Linked DNA regions of Homo sapiens: region 1 is linked to region 2. Evidence: chromatin loops called from intact Hi-C (ENCODE). Cell type or tissue: Caco-2. All regions are shown on one strand. Region 1 overlaps LRP11 (LDL receptor related protein 11). Region 2 holds the start of RAET1E (retinoic acid early transcript 1E).

Region 1 (2,500 bases), 63 kb after region 2:
TCATTCCGCCTTTTGGGGACCAGAGAGTCAAATCATTCCTGTGATGCCAGGTAAGGATTCACGGTGGGTTCTCAATGAAGAACCTTGTTTTCTGTAGCCAAACTTGGCTCACAATTAAGTTTATGTTTGAAGAGTGTTAAGGAAGTATCTTGAAATAAGAGTTAAAATTAAGAATTTGGCCAGAAAGGCGGGGGGAAATCTTGACATTTGCACTAATTTGTAGTAAGGGACACTTACTAAATACACTCATGTACCTACTCCAGAGACACTAATACATTTATTTGTAAATACATTAACACTTAGCTTACGTAAACCAATACCCAAAGTGTTAAATTTTAGGTTGTTTTGAGATGAAACAGCATAACCATTATGTATTTGTGTAAATCCTCTTCACCCAAGCAAGTGAACATTTAAACAAGTTGTCTTGAAAGAGATGCATGTGCTAGTAATTCAACGTTATGCCTCCAATTTAACTAAATCTATCACTAAAAAAAGTAAGGCTAATGAGATTTATTTTTATTTTTTTTGAGACAGGGTCTCACTCTGTTTCCCAGGCTGGAGTACAGTGACGCGATCACAGCTCACTGCAGCCTCAGCCTCCCAAACTCACATGATCCTCCCATCTCAGCCTCCTGAGTAGCTGGGACTATAGGCGTAGTAGCTGGGACCACCATGCCTGACTAATTTTTGTATTTTTTATAGAGACAAGGTTTTGCCATGTTGCCCAGGCTGGTCTTGAACTCTTGGGCTCAAGCAATCTGCCCACCTCGGCTGGCCTCCCAAAGTGCTAGGATTATAGGTGTGAGTCACTGCACCTGGCCTAAAATACATTAACATGACTAAAGCATTACAGAATTTAGCCAGATGCAGTGACTCACCTATAATCCCAGCTACTCTGGAGGCTGAGGCAGAAGAATTGCTTGAGGCCAAGAGTTTGAGACCAGCCTGGGCAACATAGTGAGACCTTGTCTCAATCAGTCAATCAATAAGTATTACAGGATTCCATCATTTTTTACACACTTATTATTTGCATGATTATGTGACATGAGACAGAAATAGAGATTATCACATTTCCAAAAGCTTTTCTAATGTCTTTTCAGACTCTGCATAAGTTGTATTGAAATAACCTGACATGATTTTAGTAAGTTTATTAAGAAAAATTTTTGTTCATTGTACAAGATACGGAAGATGCAAAATAATTTAAGAAGGAAAGTGAATTTAAAATACCACCTCTTTTGAAAACTGCTTTTAATATTTGTTATATTTCCTTCCACTCTTGTTTATGTGCCTTGTAGATTTTAAGTGCCTCCATAAAAATATGTCTGCAAAACATTGCATTCTATCAGGGGCTTTTCTTTCTGAGTTTTGGTTAAGAATGCTGCCAAGTGTCTGCTTTTTTGGTCCATTCCTGGTTGGTACTGCCACCTACTGGTAAAATCGGTCACTACATGCAAGCCTTTGGATGTGGTTTTAGTGGGTTTTCTCTGCTTAAGATAGTTTGTATGGAGAAGAGCATCACAATCTAAGAAACAGAGTTGGGCAGACCAGGCATCTTTGGCAGGACTGCCGAAGGGGTGAAGAGTTTATGGAGAGATCTGTGTTATCAGAGGCCAGGATGGATGAATTCCTACCACATTACTGTGGTGGAGAGAACCACGTGAGCATGAACAAATTAGCTGAAAGTAGAGTCGAGACCAAAGCCCAGGTCTTGGCTCTACCTTTAGAACCTTGAATAAGTCACTTCATATCTCTGGACCTCAGTTGCCTCATCTGTTAATAAGGGACTTCAACCAGATGTCCTCCAAGGTGCTGTCCAGCACTGAGGAATGATAAATAGGCTGACATTCATACTTTACCCCATCAGCCCTTACCCATGCTAGGTGTCACTCATTGGTCCCAGCACTGTCCCATGGGGAATGTGGACTTAGCTCAGAATCCTTTTGAAAATAGTGCTCCAGGCTAGAAGCCATTATTCTCAGCAAACTAACGCAGGAACAGAAAACCAAATACTGCATGTCCTCACGTTAGAAATGGAAGCCGAATGATGAGAACACATGAACATATGGAGGGAAACAACACACACTGGGGCCTGTCAGAGGGTGGGAGGTAGGGGGAGGGGGAGCATCAGGCAGAACAGCTAATGGATGCTGGGCTTAATACCTAGGGATGGGATGATCTGTGCAGCAAACCACCATGACACGTTTACCTGTGTGACAAACCTGCACATCCTACACATGTACCCCGGAACTTAGAAGTTGGAGGGAAAAAAAAGAAAATAATGCTCCAGGCTGCCACCTGCGGCTGATGGGAGTCAGCACCCAATTTCCAATCTATTTATGATCTCTCCTTTTGCTTTTTGATAATCAGCCTTTGGATTTGGTTATGAAGATGTAAAGAGTGGTCTTTCACAGATGCAGAGAGATTAGATGTACAGTTATTATATTAGGGCTTTTTCTAATTATTAAAATAATATGGATTTACTGTAGAAAATATAGAAAAA
Region 2 (2,500 bases):
GGCCAGGAGGACGGTGGCCTAGAACCAGGGTCGAGTACTAGATGACAGTGTGGTCAAATCATAGATATTTTATTTCTAGTCCAAAGAAGAGATAAGAAAGAGGTCGAGCAAATAGGTGATTTTTTTTTTAAATTATTCACAGCCTTATAACATAACCTCTAAATCTTCAGTAAAGTTGGCTACATTCACAAGTAGCTGGTGTCACTTTGGTGGGGGCTTTGTAAGGAAGTGGGCAGGGTGTCTTTTAAGGAAGACTCAGGAGAAGTGCTGGTCTTCCAGTTGCAGAGGGGAATGGAGTTGCAAGAAGAAAACAGCGAGGTTCAGTGACACACAGTGCGAACACGAGCTCAGGGGGCAGGAGCTCCAGGTCTCAAGAGGGCAGGACGATAATGCAGTGTTTGCACAGAAACCAAGCAATAGAGGGAGCCAGCACCCACCAGAAATGAGGTAGGGCCGCTGTCACAGCTATGCCAGGACCTGCAGAAGCCTAAACCCTGAAAAAAGGTGGGGGCCCCCACCTACATATCAAGGAAAACATATGTATGCCATCACATGCTGGTCTCCAACAACTGCTAAAATTACATTAAATCCTTTCTAGAATTTCGTGGCTGGGACTTGAGTCTGGTCTTGGTCCTTCTACTGATGGTGAATCCAGTACTGAATTGGATCCAATTCTGGACGAGTTACCCTGTCCTAGAATCACTCACACGTGACAGTTGACAGGTGGCCCCACCCGGTTTGCATGGTGGACGGGTGTTCTGCTAGGCCGGCCTCTCCACACCCAGAGAGACTGAACTGGTTTCTGCTCCTCAGAGAGTTTGCACAGAGACTCTGAGGAAGCAGTCACCTCAGGCCTCTCCATCCTAGAGACGGCAGAAGGACAAACATCTCCTGCTGGCACAAGGTAGGGGGTGGGGGATGGCTGGTGTTCCAAACACCCGTGCAGAGGGAACGTGTGCATGTTTGGGAGTGAAGGAGGAAAGCAGGGGCTCGAGTGGTGAGAGAACCAGGGGCAGATAATGAAGTAAAAGTGGGGTTGGGGGAGATGCTGGGGGTGTGGCGGCGGGGACGCTGGATAAGGCAGGGAGGACGGGGTGGCTCTGCGGGTCCTCTGCCTCCACACCAAGCACTCAGGGATCCGTGCCTCCTTCCAGTCTGGAGTCCCAATCGCCCCTCTCTCCAATTTGGGGGACAGGGATTTCTCCTTGTTCTCCTGCCCTAACTCCTTCTTTCCGACTTCTCTTGTCCCATTCTCCCTCAGATCCTCCCTTCCGCTTATGCCAAGGCTTCCACAGCCTCGCTCTGCCGGGCCTTGGCATTCCTAGCCTGAGTGTTGAAACCATTGGCCGGGACCTCAAGGCAGCTGGGGCAGGGAGAGGACGGTTAGAAGCCCAGGGCACACTGCCACAAAAAGGCTGTGACTCATTTTCAGGGATTGAAAACTGCAGTCCAATTCATTTTAAAATTTTCGTCTCTCTTTGGACTTCAGGCTGAAAGTTCTTTATAGCAACGGGCTTCCAGGGACTATGTGAAATTATTGGTTTCACTTTCCTTATCACCCGCTTCTTACTTCAATTAAAATTCCATTTCAGCCGGGTGTGGTGGCTCACTCCTGTAATCCCAACACTTTGGGAGGCTGAGGGGGGAGGATTGTTTGAGCCCAGGAGTTCGAGATCAGCCTGGGCAACGTGATGAGACCCCATCTCCACACCAAAAATTTAAAAATTAGCTGGGTGTGGTGGCTCATGCCTGTAGTGCCAGCTATTCTGGAGGCTGAAGTGGAAGGACTGATTGAGCCTGGGAGTTCAAGGCTGCAGTGAGCCGTGCTCATGCCACTGCACTCCACCTGGATGACAGAGCAAGACCTGGTCTCAAAAAACAAAACAAACAAAAATCTACTTCATATGTAACCATTACTTCAGTTTTGAAACCATTGCCTGAAGCTGACATTTTGCAGTTGGAAAATGGCTATTCCTTCCCATCTTCAGGTTGGCTCAGGCCAAGCTGAGATTCAGGACCACAGAGGGCAACAAAGGTGGAAGGGCCCCTTTCCCCTTTCTGTATATTTTTCCCAGCCTGTCTGCAGCTCTTTCTTTTTCTTCAGTGTTAGGTTGGCATCCCAGATGTCAGGACCCAAGTATAGGCCTGGTGTGCTCCTTCCTGTGAGTCATCAGACTTGTAGAAAATATTGGCCCTGCTAAGGAGCTACTCAGTGGTCATATCACACATATGCACGCACACACACACAAGCACCCATGCACACACACACACACACACACAAACACACACATACACTCTGTTCTTGGCCCACCCCCGCTGGTGTCCCCACAGCAGCAGTATTGGCAGGGCGGTAGCAGTGAGTTCCTCTCTGTGTACTCTCAGGGCCTGGATGTGTACAGAACAGGCTCCACTCAGGACAGATTTGAGACCCCTTCTCCAGACCAAGAGGTGGAAGTGCACCCTCAAAATTGAGGTTCTTTAACCTTAGCAGACAGAGAAC

The links. Hi-C counts contacts between places; a loop is a spot of excess contacts. Peaks named below come from ENCODE experiments on the same cell type or tissue, not always from the same donor. Only the 100,000 strongest peaks of a DNase experiment are listed, where the experiment ranks them.
Region 1: a loop joins it to region 2, with 10 times the contacts of the local background. A loop is called at or near these places in 12 of 110 quality-filtered maps.

Annotation. Positions count from the first base shown.
Region 1 is chr6:149,833,635-149,836,134 of GRCh38, reverse strand. LRP11 (LDL receptor related protein 11) reads left to right here. Exons shown (of 7, transcript NM_032832.6): 5 at 1-50. RAET1E-LRP11 (RAET1E-LRP11 readthrough) reads left to right here. Exons shown (of 15, transcript NR_182438.1): 13 at 1-50. Among named protein-coding and RNA genes, the nearest start is that of RAET1E-AS1, 29 kb to the left of the region's middle. In Caco-2, a CTCF peak has its summit at 1,450 (motif pointing left); a DNase peak (open chromatin) is centred at 1,454.
Region 2 is chr6:149,896,425-149,898,924 of GRCh38, reverse strand. It overlaps RAET1E (retinoic acid early transcript 1E), which reads left to right and starts at 812. Exons shown (of 6, transcript NM_001394057.1): 1 at 812-904. The region is part of intron 1 of RAET1E-AS1 (RAET1E antisense RNA 1); the gene reads right to left. RefSeq lists a silencer at 258-552. In Caco-2, no CTCF peak of the experiment used is centred here; no DNase peak of the experiment used is centred here.